Regions from separate parts of the Homo sapiens genome. Here region 1 is linked to region 2. Evidence: read pairs that join two places in POLR2A ChIA-PET (ENCODE). Cell type or tissue: PC-9. All regions are shown on one strand. Links, peaks and the distances in the headings refer to the core of each region. The heading gives the core; the rest is flanking DNA. Region 1 has its middle 170 kb from the start of TFAP2C. Region 2 has its middle 230 kb from the start of TFAP2C.

Region 1 (9,075 bases), core at 514-8,513, 60 kb after region 2:
TGCAGCCTGGGCAACAGAGCAAGACTCCATCAGAAAAAGAAAAAGAAGAAGAAGGAGGAGGAGGAGGAAGAGGAGGAAGAAGAAAGGGAGAGGGAGAGGGAGAGGGAGAGGGAGCAGGAGCCCTGTGCTCCAAGCAGCTGCAGCCAACTGGGCAGGATGAGCACCGGACCAAAAGGGAGCCAACCCACTGACAGGGCTCATCCAATCAGGTTCCTTCCTCCAGCAATTGAACAGATCAGGTTAATGATGGAAGAAGAAGGGGAAGGGGCAGAGAGAGAGGAGAGAGCCCGCAGGGTCCCAGAGAAAAAGAAATAACAACTGCCCAGTTTCTGTAAGAACTGGGCCCATCCTTCCTGCCTTGAGTTCCATGAGATTTTGCCAGCTTCTTTCAGCAGACCCTCTTCTTACTTGAACTACCTATCTGGGTTCTGCTCCTTACAATTCAGAGACTTCACTGGAACAGGGAGGAATATAAATGACCCAAGTTGGGGCCTATGTGAGAGGCAGGGTTTCCCGAGGGAAGAGGCTCTGAAGGGAAGTCAGCCCATTTAAGGGAACCACAAACAACAAACATGCAAAAGACGGCCAACTTCACGAGAAGTTGGAGCAAGGCAAAGTAAAACAGAGAGGCAGCATTTCTGGTGACAGCAAGTACAGGTGTGAGTGTGGAGGAAATGGGAGCCCCCTTGCTGCTGGGAGGTGCATAAATTTGAGAATATCTTTTAAAATTCAAGACACATATGCTCTATGATCCAGTTCTTCTCCTTCTCCGTATCTACCCTGGAGACAAACTTGCAGAAACACTCAAAGAGGCAAGTACAAGGATGTTCATGGCAAAAACACAGATAATCTAAATGTTCTTCAGTAGCAGAAAGACTACAAAGTGGATTTTTCTATATCTGGAAATATGGTGGAAGGAGGAGGAGGAGATGGTGGTGATTATTATTATAAAAGAAGAATCAACATTTATTGTGCGAGGTGTTGTTTTCAGAACTTTACATGTCTCAGTTACTCTAATTAATCTATATAAAAACCCTAGTAAGAAAACACTATTATTACTTCCACTCTATGGATAAGAAACTGTGGCTTAAAATATAAATTGCATATTTAGCTGATGATTCTGAGGGTCAGCATTTTGGGCCAGGCTCAACTGGGCAGTTCTTTTGCTGATCTTGGGTGGGCTCCTCCAAGTGTCTGCAGTCATCTGCCATTTACCTAGGTGGCTCTGCTTCTGGGGCTTGCTGGCTATTGGCTAGGAAGCAGGAATCACTGGGCCATCTATCTCTCATTACCCAGCAGGCTAGTCTTGGCTTCTTCACGCTGGGGCCATAGCAGGGATCCTGAGAACACAGAAGGAAGCTTCATGCATACACTCTTCAAGCCTCTACTTAAGTCATGGCTGTTATTGTCCCATTGGCCAAAGCAAGTCATGTGTTCCAGCCAGATACATGGGGTGGATACCTCTTGAAAGTTCCTGCAAAGTCATTGCAAAGGGCACACAAACAGGGATGGGAAGAATCTGTGGCTGTTTTTGCAATCACCTCACTTGTGCAATCAAAAATCAATTCTTCCCAAAAAACTAAGCAAATTGTAAATAGACGATCGAGAACTTTTCAGGGTCAGGCTTTGGCTTCACCCTAACAGGTGAGGGATCTCTGGGCCATCTCCAGCCATGCCTCCACTCACTGTGCTCATGCTGTCCCTTGCTTTAAAATCCAGTTAAACCTTCAGCAGGAGCTGACACTGTCCACAACTTCTTCCTTCTGTGGCTTCTCCTAGTTTCTCTGCCACTTCTCCAGCCACTCCTTTTCTGTCTCCTTCACAAACTTATTCCTTCTATCCAGGAGATACACACATTTGTTTCTCCTACCTAAATCTCAAATCTGAACCCTATACTTGTACGTCCAACTACTTGATTGCCTTTTCCCATCTCTATTTGGCTGGCTCAAGGGACTTTATCAGCTACTGGTGCATAATAAACCATCCCTAAAATCCAGCTAGTTTGCTCATGATTCTGAAGTTAGTAACTCAGGCTGGAATTAGCTGGATAGTTATTTTGATCTTGGCTGATCTCATTCAAGGTCAGCTAGAGCCAGGTAGCCTAGGATGGGCTCAGCTGGGATGGCTCATCTTGCTCCATGTGGTCTCTCATCATTCAACAGGTCAGCATGAGCCTGTCCACTTGGAGATCCTGGAGGGCTCTAAAAGAGTTAGTGGAAGCTTGTAAGGACTCCTGAGACAGGCTTATAGCTGGCAGGGTGTCCCGTCTTCCACATCCTGCAGGCCAAACATGTCACAAGGCCAGCCCAGGGATGTGAAAATTGACTCCTCCATTCAATGGAGGAACTGCAAAGTCACATTGCAAAGGGGTGTGAACACTGGGAGAGAATAAGTGGGACCATTTGTGAAAGCCATCAACCACAGACACCTCAAACTCAACAGATTCAAAACTGAACTCAAGATCTTCCCCCAAAATCTGCACCTCTCCCAAAAGTCCACATCCCAAATAGTTTCACAGCAAAGAAAGAAATGCAGAAGTTATCCTTGACCCCTCTCTCTTCCTCACACTCCAGATCAAATCCATCATCTCCAAAATACCCCTTACATGTGTTTTTCTTTCTCCATCTGGCCCTTCAGTCCCTAAACAAAGACACAGACACCAGCATTTCATCTGATAGCTTCAGCAACCTCTTAATAGATCGCCCTCACCCATGTTGCCCCCTCCTGTAAATTCTATACTTTGTGGCCCTTGAGATTGTTATAAAGAACAAATCAAATTCCGGTACTTTCCTTCATAAAGTCCTTTAGCAGCTCCAGTCCCCTTAGCATGGCTTCATGCCTGTGAGATTTGCCTCAGCCCATGCCAGGACCCCGGGCTCCTTACAATCCATCCATGTGAGTCTGCTTTCAATTTCTCAGACTCATGTAGTGAATTGAATAATGTCCCCAAAAACATATGTCCAAGTCCTAACCCCCCATACTTGTGAATGAAACAATACTTGGAAAAAGGGTCTTGGCAGGAGTAATTCAGTTAAAGACCTTGATACAAGATCATCCTGGATTTAGGATGGGCCCTAAATCCAATGACTTGTGTCTTTTTTTTTTTTTTTTTTTTTTTTTTTTTTTTTTTTTTTGAGACAGAATTTCGCTCTCTCACCCAAGCTGGAGTACAGTGGCACAATCTCGGCTCACTGTAACCTCCGCCTTCCACTTTCAAGCGATTCTCCTGCCTCGGTCTCCTGAGTAGCTGGGATTACAGGTGCCCGCCACCAGGCCTGGCTAATTTTTATATTTCTAGTAGAAACAGGGTTTCACCATGTTGGCCAGGCTGGTCTCGAACTCCTGACCTCATCTGCCCACCTCGGCCTCCCAAAGTATTGGGATTACAGGCGTGAGCCACCGCGTCTGGCCGACTTGTGTCTTTTTGAAAGAAAGAAAAAGGAGGTTTGAGGCACCGGGACACAGGGGAGAAGGCCGTGTGAAAAAGGAAGAGACTGGAGTAAGGCGTCTTCAAACCATGGAACGCCAAGGGTTGCTGACAACCATCAGAAGCTGGAAGAGGCAAGGAAGGATCTTTCCCCTAGAGCCTCCAGGAGGAACATGGCTTTGCTGACACCTGGATTTCAGACTTCTGGCCTCCAGCACTGTGAGAGAATCAATATCTGTTGTTTTAAGCCACTAAGTTCATGGAAATTTGTTGTAACAGCTCAGGAAACCACTGTGGCATGTTAAGCCTCATCCCAGGGCCTTTGCCCTGGCTCTTCCCGTGGCCTGAAACGCACCTTCTGGGCCTGCTCACCTGTCTGGCCCCTATTTTCCTTCCTGCATGAGCTCATTTCATTGCAGCTTCAGGGAAGCCTCTTCTAACTTCCCTAAGGAGAATCCCTTTCATAGACTCTCTGGCACCATTTCTTCTCTTCTTTCCCCCAGCTTTATTAAGGCATAATGGACAAATACAAAATTATATCTATTTCATTTCTTCTCTTTCACAAGGCTTATGAGAGTTGCAATTTTTCATTTATCTATATCTGTGATTAATGCCTTTGTCTGTCTCCCAAGCTGAACTGCAGTTCCTAAGGGGGCAAGGATGGCAGCAACCTCCTGTTCACCTCTGAATTTCCACCACCAGCCCACAATGGATACCCAATAAATATGCAGAAAGCCAATGCTTGATGTCACTCACATTTTCCATTTTAAGTGAAAATTACAAATCACATGTGAAATAACTGGATCAATTAATAAAAAGAAATAAGAAAACCTAAAAGTCCCACCTGGCAGGCAGAAGCCAGAGATGAGGTGGGTGGGGATCAGCCCTGGGTCCTGCGGATCCTCAATCCTCCCAGGGCACAGGGTGACGCAACAGAAGTAGCTTCCTTTCTGTGCAGTATCTCAGAACTGATCTGCATACAAGCTTCCTCTCCTTATCAATGCTGTGGCCAACAGAGGTGCAATTGAAACTCTGATGGACCCATTCCAGAAACCTGGGCGGCATAGAAAGCTTGCCAGAGCAAGGCTTGGCCACTGCTGGGGAGGCACCTGATTAAAGGAGGTTCTTGTCTGTCCTTCCCCTGGGAGTCAGAGGGGGTCCTGGGCCAGCCAAGGTCATGGTCCCTCAGTGCTCCGGGAAGAATTACTTGGCAGCAGTTAGTATAGACCAGAAATAGTTACTGAGGCCCTACTGGGTGCCAGGCACAATGCTAGGGGCTAGAGAAACAGGAGTGAACTCATGAACTAAACTCCCAGCCCCAAGAAGAAACAGATGCCTATTAATCGATTATACAAGCAAATTAATAAACTATAGGTTTTAGACAGGGCATGGTGGCTCACGCCTGTAATCCCAGCACTTTGGGAGGCCAAGGCAGGTGGATCACTTGAGGTCAGGAGTAAGAGACCAGTCTGGCCAACAGAATGAAACCCCGTCTCTACTAAAAATACAAAAATTAGCTGGGCATGATGGCATACGCCTGTAATCTCAGCTACTCAGGAGGCTGAGACACTCGAGAATCGCTTGAACCCGGGAGGCGGAGGTTGCAGTGAGCTGAGATTGTGCCACTGCACTCCAGCCTGGGCGACAAAGTGAGACTCCATCTCAAAAAAAAAAAAAAATTGAAAAAAAAAAAACTATAGGTGGTGATAAGGGTATGACAGAGAGGTACTATCTACAAGGAGAGCATGTAATAGGATTATCAGACCTGGTTTAGGGAATCAAGAGAGGCTTCCTGGAGGAAGTGACATTTAAACCAATACTTAATGGACAGCCATTCCCAACCCCATTCTCCTTTACTCATTCCTTCTATCAAGGCTGCAAGAATTAAACACTTTCCCAGCCTCCACTGCAGCTGGGGTTGCCATGAACAATTGTGACTAATGAGATGCAAGCTGAAGTCAGCTGGCTCCACTGTCCTTCTTCCTGCCTTAAATGGGAATGAGATAGCTGGAGCTGAGGCAGCCGTCTTGTGACCCTGAGGGAACAGCAAAGAGAATCGCAGAGATAGCAGCCCCAAGTCACAGAACCAATACTAGAAACCAGCCGCCTCCAGATTTTTTGTTATGGGAGAAAAATATGTCTGTTTTTGTTTAAACCACTATAATTTTAGCCAAAAGCATTCCTAAGTGAAACAGGTCTCAAAGATGAGTAAGTTAATGAAGGAAAGAGTGGCAGGAAGAGTTTTCCAAAGAGGGGAAACAGGCTGGGCATGGTGGCTCACACCTGTAATCCCAGCATTTTGGGAGGCCAAGGCAGGCAGATCACTTGAGGCCAGGAGTTGGAGACCAGCCTGGCCAACATGGCAAAACCCTGTCTCTACTAAAAATACAAAAATTAGCCGGGCGTGGTGGCGGGTGCCTGTAATCCCAGCTACTTGGGAGGTTGAGGCAGAGAACCACTTGAACCTGGGAGGTGAAGGCTGCAGTGAGCCGAGATCGCACCACTGTACTGCAGTCTGGGTGACAGAGTGAGACTCCATCTCAAAAAAAAAAAAAAAAAAAAAAATGGTCAGGCACGGTGGCTCACGCCTATACTCCCAGCACTTTGGGAGGCTGAGGTGGGTGGATTACGAGGTCAGGAGTTCGAGACCAGCCTAACCAACATGGAGAAACCCCGTCTCTACTAAAAATACAAAAATTAGCTGGGCATGATGGTGCGCCCCTGTAATCCCAACTACTGGGGAGGCTGAGGCAGGAGAATGGCTTGAACCCAGGAGGCGGAGGTTGCTGTGAGCTGAGATTGCACCACTGCACTCCAGCTTGAGTGACAGAGCAAGATTCTGTCTTAAAAAAAAAAAAAAAAAAAAGGGAGGAAACAGAATGTGCAAAGGCCCTGGAGTGGAAAAACCCAGTAGGGGACCCAGAGAAGGTCAGTGTGTGGTTGAAGCTTAAAGGGGAGCGGGGAGGGGCATGGGCCATGAGGCTGGCGAAATTGGAAGAGCTGATAGGAGACAGCGAATGGTGGGATGTTAGCCAAGAGCACCATGGAGACTAGAAGAGTTTCAGACAAAGGAGTGACGGGAGATCAGGTTTTCTTTCCAGAAAACATCTCCCTGGCAGGTTCTGGGGAATAGACTGGAAGAAATCAAGGGTGGGAACTGAGACACCAATGATAACCGTGGCTGAGGGAGGGATGCTGGGATGGTGGGAGAGGTGGTGGAAATAGAGAGATCCTTCCAACCAGAGGTTCCCAAGCAGGGCCGGTACTGCCCTTGACATTTGGCAACATCTGGAGACATTTTTGGTTGTCACACTCTCGGGGAGGGTGCTGCTGGCATCTTGCGGGTTGAGGCTGGAGGTGCTGCTCAACATCCTACAATGTACAAGAGATGTTCCCACCGCACCCCAGCAGAGAATCATCTGGCCCAAAATGCCCAGAGTGTTGAGATCATCATGGTCATGGCCCCTCAGCACTCCGGGAAGAATTAATGTGTTTATATTGTGGAAGAAAACTGGACACATGTTGGAAAGATGGGAGGCTAGAGAGAAAAGTTCCAAAACCGGGGCCAGTTAGGAGACGGTGACCCTAATCCCAGCAAGAATCAGCATGGGGTGCAGACCACAAGCTGAGGTCAGTAGGGCTGGACCGCCCTCCCCGAGGCTGAGAATTCAGATTTCTAATCAGAAAGCACCCACAGCTGGGCTTACTAAGGGTAGAACATAGCTGGGAATGATCTAGGCCACAGCAGTGTGTCTGCCCAGCCCTTGTCCTTAAAGAGGAGGGTCCCAACTGCCATCCTGGTTGTCCATGCCCCCACCCTGGCCAAAGCAGACTGGACAAAGGGTGGGCAACAGACTCAAAATGAGTGATCGGCTCTCTTTCCCATGGACGGGCGCTGACCCCTTCTTCCAGTCATGGCATCTGATTGTGCTCTGGGCAACTTCCAGCCCACCAAGACTCTCAGTTATGATGTCCTCCCTCTCCAAGGCATGGGCACTGGCCCCAAGTTCAGCCAGACTCTCTCCTTGGAACTTGAATTTTGAGCAGCCTCAGAACGGATGGGAAATGCTGATTTTCATCCCAGCGGAGGTGCCCTGCGGGACTGTTCTTTGTGCCTGCTCTCTAGAGCCACAGCTCCCTCTGGAACTCCCTTTTGGAGTTTCTGTTTTTAGTTGGAGTTAGAGGCTACTACAAGTTCTCTTAATAAATTTCTTTTTTCAGCCAGGCACGGTGGCTCATGCCTGTAATCCCAGCACTTTGGGAGGCTGAGGTAGGCAGATCAGGAGTTTAAGGTCAGGAGTTTGAGACCATCCTGGCCAACATGGTGAAACCTCGTCTCTACTAAAAATACAAAAATTAGCTGGGCGTGGTGGCATACACCTGTAGTCCCAGCTACTCAGGAGACCAAAGCAGGAGAATCGCTTGAACCTGGGAGGCAGAAGTAGCAGTGAGCCAAGATCATGCCACTGCACTCCAGCCTCAGCAACAGAGTGAGACTCTGTCTTAAAAAAAAAAAAAAATTCCTTTTTTGCTAGTGTATTGGTTTCCTATTGGTGTGGGAACAAATTACTACTAACTCTGTGGCTCAAAACAACACAAATGTATTCTCCTACAGTTCTGGAGGTCTGAAGGACAAAATCAACCTCACTAGACTCAAGTCAAACATCAGTAGGGCTGCGTTCTTGCTGAAAACAGTGGAGAGAATCTGTTTCCTTGCCTCTCCCGGCTTCCAAAGGCCGCCTGCTTTCCCTGGCTCCTGGCTCCTTCCTTGCCTCCAGCACATCTCCTACTCTGGACTGACCCTCCTGCCTCCCCTTCGCAAGGACCCTTGCGATTCCGTGGGCCCACCTTAATAATCCAGGATAATCTCCTCATCTCAAAATCCTTAACTTGACCATATCGGCAAAGTCCCTTTGTAAGGTAAGATTCACAGGTTCTAGGAATGAGATCATAGACATCTTTGGTGGGGGTGGGGGAGGCATTATTCAGCCTAGAAGAGTCCATTTCTGTTGCTTGCAACTAAAGAATTCTGATTGATATGTCAAAAGTCACAAACCCAACCCCAAACTCTAAAGATACTGCATTTTGGCTGAAAGCAGTGGCTCACAACTGTAATCCCAGCACTTTGGGAGGCTGAGATGGGCAGATTGCTTGAGCTCAGGAGTTTGAGACCAGCCTGGGCAACATGGTGAAACCGTCTCTACAAAAAATACAAAAATTAGCTGAGCTTGGTGGTTCATACCTGTGGTCCCAGCTACTCAAGAGGCTGAGGTGAGAGAATCACTTGAGCCCAGGTGACAAAGGCTGCTGTGAACCATGATCATGCCACTGCACTCCTGCCTGGGCAACAAAGTGAGACCCTTTCTCAAAAACAAAAAAAAAAATTATTTTTTATTTGAATTAGAAAGTCTTAGGAGTGGTTTGAACCCCACAGTTCACTGAAGCCCTGAGACTTATTTTTGCCTACCTACCTAGTTGTTTAAGTTACCTGCCTAGCACCTGAGAGCACATTGGTTGCCATCCTATAACAGGTGTGCAGCTACGGGTTCCAAAAATTAGCCCGATGTCACTACCCGAATGCTTTAGGACGTGGCAGATGGATGTAGTGGGATCAGTGCCCCTCCTGGCAGCTCCAGCCAGACCCTCAG
Region 2 (9,075 bases), core at 434-8,433:
CTAAACATGAATGAGCCTTGAGGACATTATATTAAGTGAATAAGCCCGGCACAAAAGGACAAATGCCGTATGATTCCACTTACCTAGAGTTGTCGAATTCATAGAGACAGACTGGAGAATGGGGGTTGCCAGGGGGAGCGGGAGGGAGGATGAGAAGTTAGTGTTTAATGGGTTTGCAGTTTCAGTTTTGCAAGATGAAAACAGTTCTGGAGATGGGTTGCACAACAATGGGAATGAGCTCTTCACGGTGGAACTGTACTCTTCAGAAGTAGCTAATGGCCAATTTCATGTTCTGTGTATTTCACAACAAATACAAATAAAATGAAGAAAAAAAGAACAAAACAAACTTCCCCACCAGATGCAAACCCTTGACTGTCAGCAAAGGGCCACAGTGCTCCTCAGAGCTTTATATGCATGTATTTGGGGGTTCTGGGGTGGACGCCGCCATGCACAGGCACAGACACCCCCAGTCTCCTCTGGGCAGCCTCCGGCCGTGGACCTGCTCTAAGGGGAATGAGGACACACTGACATTTGCAGGGGGCAAAGGAGGGCCCTGTGCAGGTGGGTGTGGAAATCTGGCTGAAGCTTTTCCCCACGAGGAGGGGGATGGGGACGGGAAGGCGAGGGGGACGGGGAGGGGCTGAGAGGGGAGGGGCTGGGAGAGAGCCGGCCTCTCCGGGTGTGCCCCAGGGAGCAGCAGTGTGAGGTGGAGCCTGTTCCAACCCTTTTTAGGGTTTGCCTGGGACTGAGGGGTTCCCAGAACCTGGGACTTGGGATGTAGAATCCAGAGGAGTCCCAGGCAAACAGGGACAAGTTGGTCATTTTCCTTGCTCAAGGCCGCAGCCCTTTTCCCAGACAGTGGTGACTTGAAACCGGTTCCCACCCACCTCCCTTCACTGTTCCCCCCCTCTCCCGCCCCCACCCCGAGGGGAATTCCAGTGTGAGAAGCTTGGGGTGGGTGAGGGGGAGTGAGCTGAGTTTCCTAATTCCTGCTGTCTTGAGAACAGCCTCTGTGGTCCTGGTTCAGCCTGTGCCCAGGCCATTCACTTCCTAATATGGTCCTTTTACATCTACTCGCTTCTGCGACTTTAATAAACTTAGCCTTGCCCATTAAAAAAAGAGATAATTGTTCGGTGAAAAAATAAGCATCCAGGGACACTAGCGAAAGCTCCCATGCCAGCAGCCCCCAGTGGCAGGGCCCAGAGAAGGGGCAAAGGAAACCGTGATCATCTCATTGGGAGGCAGCTTTGAAACTGATGAGATAAAAGGGAGTCCTGAGGCAATGAAGCTTGAAGGGCAGAAAAAGGGTTCGGGGAGGATGGGGGTAGGAGGAGCTGCAAGAAGGAGCAAAGGGGAGGGAAGAAGGTCCAGGGTCCTGGGAGTCACTGTGGCTGGGACTCCCCGCAGGAGCTCAGAACAAGTCCAGGTATTGGGGGTGCACCCCAGAGCAGGGTATCTCTTCCTTCACCACCTGCTCCCGCTGGAGCTCAGAGCTGGGGCTCAACACCCCACCTCCCCCAGGAGACACAGGAATATGAGACATGCTTGGCTGGGGAAATGGAGCCAGTTTCTTGACCAAGACAGGAGCTTCCGTGTGTGGGGGGCACATGGGCTGTGTCCTCAAGGAAGGAAGGCCCTTGCCCTCCCCATGCTCACCACGTGGTGAGGGAGGATAAAGAGTGAGCAAGGAAACCAATCAGGTGTTTCCCAATAGTGCTGCACAGGGATGAGCTACGTGCTTAATGCAGTCGCTGGTGGAGGACAGAAAGGCCTTTCTGAGGGGTGACGTCTGAGCTGAGACCTGAAGGATGAACAGGTCCCTCTGAAGGAAGAGGGGAGAAGCCCTACAGAGAAAGTGTTTCTTGGTCAAACACTGACATTCACTCAGGGCTTAGGGTCCAGTCAGCACAGAGGCAGAAGAGCAAAAAGGACAGAGAGAGGGAAAGGTCAGTGCTGAAGGTGTGCTAGGGTTCTGGCAGGATTGGCTACGTGATTTGCAGAGCCTCTCAGGCAAACTTAGAAAGAATTTCAAGACGAGACAAGATAGCATTAAATCAAGCATGGAGTCCCTCTGTGCAACTGCCCAGGTTGCTTGTCCATGAAGCTGCCTCTGGGTGCAGACCCTGCAGACCCCTGCAAGCTCAGGAAAGTGGATTTCATTTTAAGGACAAGGGGAGCCCTTAGAGGGACTGAGAAGGCAGGGTCAGGTCCTGACCAGGCCCTTTGGGTAAAAGGACCCTTATGGGTAAAAGAAGGCAGAAAGCAGGCAGGAGAGGGTGAGCTCTCTGGAATCTATGACCTTTTCAGGGGGTCTGACATGGTGACTTTGACCCTAATGGTATGCCCTTGTGAATCTACAGTTGTGGATTCTGTAGCCATGCTCAAGGGTGTTTAAGGAAGGAGCCCCTCTAGACAGCACCCGTGGGACCAGGGCCCCACGGGACACGCCTTGGGAAACCCTAACTTGGTGTAACGGTACTAAGAACCCCCATAAAGAACGTGCCATACAGGGAGAAACCAAGGCCCACGGAGGGACCAGAGGTCGCCCAAAGGCACCCTGCAAGTGTTTGACAGAGGCAGAAGCTGGGTGGCAGCCTTGGGAATTCCCACGTATTGGTCCAGGGCCAATACTCACAGAGCATGTGCAGGAACAGGGCCTGGAAACTGGCCAGGTGGCCCCAAATGTCACACTATATAGGCCACACGCTCAAATGGGGGCAGGGAGGCGGTGATCAGAACATCTGAGCATCAGGACTTTTGAGAACAAACAGATGCTGTTCAGAAAGAAGCTCCAGCCCGCTGCTTCTGAGCGAACTTGGGTGTGTAATTTAAATCTTATTAAATAATGAATCTGAATCTGGGTCAGTGGTAATTTATAGATTACCTTCATTAACTGGATAAAAATAATCACCAACTCAACAGTGAGTCATAACAGCAATTAAAAAAAAAGCTACAGCTTAGCACTAGTTGGGGTGTGAGGACATGTCTCCAATTATTTCCCAAAGATCCTGGAGATTGGCAAAAATCAACATGAATTTGGCTGGAGACAACTCCCTTTTTTCCCCTTTAACTTTTAAGCCCTTCAGGAGAAATGTAATCCATATGTTTCAGATTTGTTTACATTTAAACCATCAAAACAGTGTTTGTAAGAAACATTTGATGTCCAGGAACCCTTTCTCCTTTCTTTTTCAAGGCCTTTGGTCTTTGAACCAGGAAGTTGTCTTGTGCCAAGATGAAATGAGGCTGTCCCCGGTGGGAACACTGAATGGGTGCCCTCTCCCACCTTCTCATCTGCCCTCTGGCCATGGAGGTCTGTGGGGTACCAGGGGATCTTCTCAACCCTTGGGTCTCTCCAGAGGACGAGAAGACAGCCCTAAGGAGTTGGCCTTGCCAGCAGTGATCCACCAGGCTCGTGTCCCATATGAAATAACAGCAGCTCGAGATTATTGAGCACCTACTATGTGCCAGGCCCAGGTCTGAGACGGTGTCAACCACTCAGTGAGGGAGTGCTTTTAACATCCCCATTTTATAGATTGGAAAACAGAGGCCAATAGAAATGAAGGAGATTGCCCATGAGCACAAAGTGGAGTGCAGCTGGGTTTGCAGGTAGCATTTTAGATAAGGGAACTGAAGCTCAGAGAGTTTATTAAAACTGCCAAATGGGTTGGAATAAAGGATGGGAAAGATTTCGGAAGAGCTTAATTGCGATACACACCTGTGATGGCTTAATGTTACTGCAGCAGTAAGGAGTACTGGCTACTCCTGCGTCTCTTGTGGGCCTCCCTCCTTCCCGCTCCCTTCTCCTTTCCCTTCCTTTTTCCTTCCTTTCTCCTTCCCATATGTATGGATTTAAATTGCTTCCCTGTGACTTTTTTGTGTGTTTTCTTTCTCTCAACAGAAACGTGGTATTTATTTCTGCATAATTGTAATCATTCTGCACATACAATTTTCTATACCTCTTTTAGCCACTTAATGTTATTACCAAGAATGTTTCCGTATTATCAAAAAAAAATTTCTTTTATTTGAGATGAAGTTTTGCTCTTGTTCCCCAAGCTGGAGTGCAGTGGCACGATCTTGGCTCACTGCAAACTCTACCTCCCAGGTTCAAGTAATTCTCCTGCCTCAGCCTCCCAAGTAGCCGAGATTACAGGTGCACGCCACCACACTCGGCTAATTTTGTATTTTTAGTAGAGACAGGGTTTCACCATGTTGGCCAGGCTGGTCTCAAAGTCCTCACCTCAAGTGATCCGCCTGCCTCAGCCTCCCAAAGTGCTGGGATTACAGGCGTGAGCCTCCACGCTGGGCAAAAATGTTTTCTAAATGTCCCTTCAGTGGCTGCACGTGATTCCCTTGCACCATGAGGTCAGTGACCCACCCCTCGGGGTGAGCATTGGGTGGTTTCCATGTTTTTGTTGTTGTGCTGGAACCTGATGGCCCAAAAACCTCACTGTGCACAGAACCAAATGGAGAATGTGCTTTGACCTTGGTTTCGATTCTAACTCAGGATCTCTGGGGACACATTCTAGATTGATCAAAAAAAAAAAAAAAGTAGCTAACATTCATGGAGCACTTACCAGGTGGCAGGCTCCCAGATGAGTCCGTGTAGTTACTACCTCATTTAGTCTTCACCACGACAGCACACGGGTGTGGCTAAAGTCCCATTTCTCACATGGGAAGACTGAGGCTGAGGGGTAGAAGTAACCTGCCTAAGTGCAAGCCAAATTGCCCCAAATTGCCAAAGCTGGTATGTGGAGGTGGGCATACTATATTTATTTCTTGGAGTGGCCATAACAAATCTGGTGGCTTGAAAAAAAAATTGTTTTCTCGCAGTTCTGGAGGACAGAAGTTGGAAATCAAAATGTCAACAGGACTGGTTTCTTTCAGAGGTGGTGAGAGAGAGTCTGATCTATGTTTCCCCCGAGCCACTGCTGGCTGCTGGCTTCCCTGACTTACAGACGCATTGCTCCAGCCTCTGCCTCTGCGGCCCCACGACCTTTTCCTCATGCCTCTCTGTTTCTTCTCCTTTTCCATCTCTTATAAAGACACTCGCCACTGGACTCAGGGCCACCACGCTCCAAGATGATCTCATCTCAAGAACCTTGCCATTTGCAAAGATTCTTATTCCAAATGGGCTCACATTCTGAGGTTTCAGGTGGTCGTGTCTCTTGGGGGAACCCTTCAACCCACTGCAGATGCATGGTTTCAAAGTGGGCTTCTTGGAGGAGGGAGCAGCCCAGTCATGACCTGGAGGGTGAGAAGGGTCGGTCCTGGGAAGGCAGGGGGAGACGTTCTGGGCAGAAGGCCTGGTGTGATCCTGATGTCCCCCCTCCTCCCTTGCTCAGTGGCTGGACAAACAGCAGCAGCAGCAGCCCCGCCCTTAGGTGGCCACTCTCAGCTCTGACTGTGACACTGAAAACCAGTGGGCAGATGAGCACGCTGTGGCCACCAATGAGCCAGGCAGCTCGGAGTGCTATCAGTCTGAATTGTGGCCATTGTCCTGGGGTAGGGGGATGCTTGGGTTCCAAGAGCAAACCAGGACAAGCATCCCTAAGTGGGGAGCCTAGCCTGGCGACAACCCCCTCCTGTCCCTCAGAGCTCAGAGAGTCCCTGTGCTCTACCTACAAACTCTCAATAAGAACATCATGTCAGCCAGGCACGGTGGCTCACACCTGTAGTCCCAGCACTTTGGGAGGCCAAGGTGGGCGGATCACTTGAGGCCAGGAGTTTGAGACCAGCCTGGCCAACATAGTGAAACCACGTTTCTTTTAAAAATACAAAAAATTAGCCTGGCATGGTGGCGCACGTCTGTGGTCCCAGCTGCTCGAGAGGCCGAGGCAGGAGAATCGCTGGAACCTAGGAGGCAGAGGTTGCAGTGGGCCGAAATTGTGACACTGCACTCCAGCCTGGGTGACAGAGTGAGACTCTGTATCAAATAATGATAATAAAAATAAAGAACACCGTGTTATTGTGTGTTGGTGTTCTCATGTCTCTTCTACTAAAATGAATTCAGGACACTGTTGGAGGAAGTGCAAATTGAGGAGGGCTTCAGGGAAAGCTCTTAAGCACTGCACTCAAAATTTAAAATGCACGACTCTTTCACCCCCAACATGCAGAAAGTATCCAATGTCTTTCCTCCCACCAATGTGCAAGGATCTGTGGGATCCTGCATGTTCATCTTAGCAGCGTTTGAAGAACAAATCCTGCTCAGCTACCTAGAAAGATGTCACCTTGGCCAGCTACACCATAACCTTTTTGGTCTCAGTTTCCTCATCTGTAAACCAGGGTAATAATGGAACCCACTTCCCAGAAGTTTCAGGGGAATTACATGAGTTCATGGGTGTAAAGCGCTTAAAGCGAGCCTGGTGCACAGCAGGGCCTTGAAAATGCTGGCTCGGCACAGAGGTATTTTCTCATTCAACACACACTTGCTGAGCACCTACAGTGAACGGAGCACTGTCCTCAGCCAGGAAATATACAGAAGGGAACAAGACAAGGCCCTTGCCCTTGGGGAGCTTCCAATCCAGTGCAGGAGACAGAAAATAAATAGGGCCATGTGCTGTGCACTATCAGGGAAGGCCCAGAGGACAAGGGACAGAGAGTGCTGGCAGGGAAGGAAGGGCGCTGTTTCAGCAGCGGTCCAGGAATTGCCTCTTAGGAGATAACATTTGAGCAGAAACTGGAAGGAAGAAAAGAAAGAAAGAGGGAGGGAGGGAGGGAGGGAGGAGACAAGGAGGAAGTTCTAACCCAGTAGTTTCCTTTTCTTTTCTTTTTTTTGAGATGGAGTCTTGCTCTGTCACCTGGGCTGGAGTGCAGTGCCGCCATCTCGGCTCACTGCAACCTCCGCCTCCCAGGTTCAAGCAATTCTCCTGCCTCAGCCTCCCAAGGAGCTGGGATTACAGGTGCCTGCTGCCACGCCCAGCTAATTTTTTTTTTTTTTTTTAAAGTAAAGACGGGGTTTCACTATATTGACCAGGCTGGTCTCAAACTCATGACCTCAAGTGATCCACCGGTCTCGGCTTCCCAAAGTGCTGGAATTACAGGCGTGAGCCACCACGCCCGGCCCTAACCCAGTAGTTTTCAACTGGGTGACATTGCCCCCCAGGGGACATTTGCCAATGACTGGAGACATTTTTTGTTGTCACAACTAGGGCCCCCAGTAGTGAGAAATGTTGCTGGCAACTAGTGGATAGAGTCCAGGGATACTGCTAAACATGCCACACAAGACACACCCCTATAACGAAAAGCCGTCCAGCCCAAAATGTCACTAGTGCTGAGGCCGGCAAGGCCAGCTCCAACTCCCGTTTTTTTTCTATGCCTGTATATTTTTTAGTAACAAAAATGACATCATGCCATACATTATAATTTGTAAACTGCAATGATATATTGGAATTGTATGTATCAAAAAAGCATATCGATTTTATAACTCTTTAAAAACTGCATCACAGTCCAGGATATGCAATACTATATAGTAGAATTTACTGATTTACTATTGATGGGCTTTTAGGTTAATTCCAATTTTTCACTGTTGAAAAAAACCCTGGCCAGGCACAGTGGCTCATGCCCGTAATCCCAGCACTGTGGGAGACCAAGGAGGGTGGATTGCTTGAGCCCAGAAGTTTGAGACCAGCCTGCACAACGTGGCAAAACCTTGTCTCTACAAAAAAACACAAACAAAAACTTAACTGAGCATGGTGGCACAGGCCTTGGCTCCAGCTACCCTCGGAGGCTGAGATGGGAGGATCGCTTGAGCCCGGGAGGCAGAGGTTGGGGTGAGCTGTGATCATGCCATTGCACTCCAGCCTGGGTGGCAGAGTGAGACCTCGTCTCAAAAACAAAATCAAAAAACAACCCTCTGATACACAGCCTCATCCCAAATCTGCTTACCCATCCACAACTCTTTCCCTAGGATCAATCCTATAGAGACAATTGTTGGGTTGAGAGTAAGCAGGACTTGAAGGCTGTCACTGCAAACCGAACAAGGCTGTAGTGTAGACCCCAGGCAGCCTGGGTTTGTAGTTACCAGATACTTGACCTTGGGCAGGTTACTTCATTGTGCCTTAGTGGTCTTGTCTGTGAAATGGACTTAAAGATAGTTCCTACCTCTTAACGGTGGTTTGGAGGCCTAGCGAAAGAATGTAAGGCCCACAACACAGTGACCAGTGCCCAGCCTGGGTGTCGCTCTGCAGAGAGCCCCCTACCTCCACCTTACCCCCACTTTACACATTCAAAACAGTGAGGATCAAGACGGCCCTTTTCCCTCCGTAGCTGCCACAGCAGGAGTTATTGACCTCGTTCATCTTTGCCAATCAGATCACCAAAACTGATATCACATTTTAAAAACTGGTAATGTACCAAGGGGTCCCCAGCAGGCGTGTGAATAAAGGGGTAATTTGACAGGTGGCAAGGTGAGGTGGGGGGAGTTAGTGCAGGGGCAGCTGTGTAATGGGCAAACGTCCTGTCTGGAGTATCTGTATCTCCTCCAAGTAAATGCCTAAAAAAGCATCATCTGTCAAAAATCCAGAGTCTAACGTGATCACATCCGCCGGTTACATGGTTAAGACACACGGCATGCTATCTCTCAGTCACTGAAGGGCAAGTAGGTTTATGAGCTGATCTGCTCAACTGTACGTTGTAACATTTTTGGCTGCCTATTTTAGTCAAAGCAATGAGTTTTTCTTGGGAGTGTAAAAGTAGACCTATTGAATAAACAAACTGAGATTCTCGCCTCACCTCATATGGCAAAATGTATTCCTGGTGGACCAAAGATTAAAATGTTAAATAAGCAAGCAAACAAATAATGTAAATAGTGAAACTAAAAGGAATAGAAAAATAACTATGAATTAATATTTTATAATCTTGGGGATAAAAAGAGTCTCAAAGCATGGTACTAAGGACTAAAACCATAAAAAACATTTTTAATTACCTAAAAATTAAACTCTGAATAGCAAATAAAAAAGTATAAGCAAGTTGAAAAATAACTAAATTGGGGAAATATGAAAAAGGTGACAAACATATTGTGTAGAGCCTTAATATGTAAAGAGTAATTGCTAATCAATAACAGACAGTCAAATATAC

What was found. Peaks named below come from ENCODE experiments on the same cell type or tissue, not always from the same donor. Only the 100,000 strongest peaks of a DNase experiment are listed, where the experiment ranks them.
Region 1: POLR2A ChIA-PET joins it to region 2 with 14 read pairs; 4 of 35 experiments call an interaction of 5 or more read pairs at or near these places.

What each region holds. Positions count from the first base shown.
Region 1 is chr20:56,791,878-56,800,952 of GRCh38, reverse strand. No RefSeq gene overlaps it. Among named protein-coding and RNA genes, the nearest start is that of TFAP2C, 170 kb to the right of the region's middle. In PC-9, for the core only: a CTCF peak has its summit at 643; a DNase peak (open chromatin) is centred at 4,422.
Region 2 is chr20:56,851,762-56,860,836 of GRCh38, reverse strand. No RefSeq gene overlaps it. Among named protein-coding and RNA genes, the nearest start is that of TFAP2C, 230 kb to the right of the region's middle. In PC-9, for the core only: no CTCF peak of the experiment used is centred there; no DNase peak of the experiment used is centred there.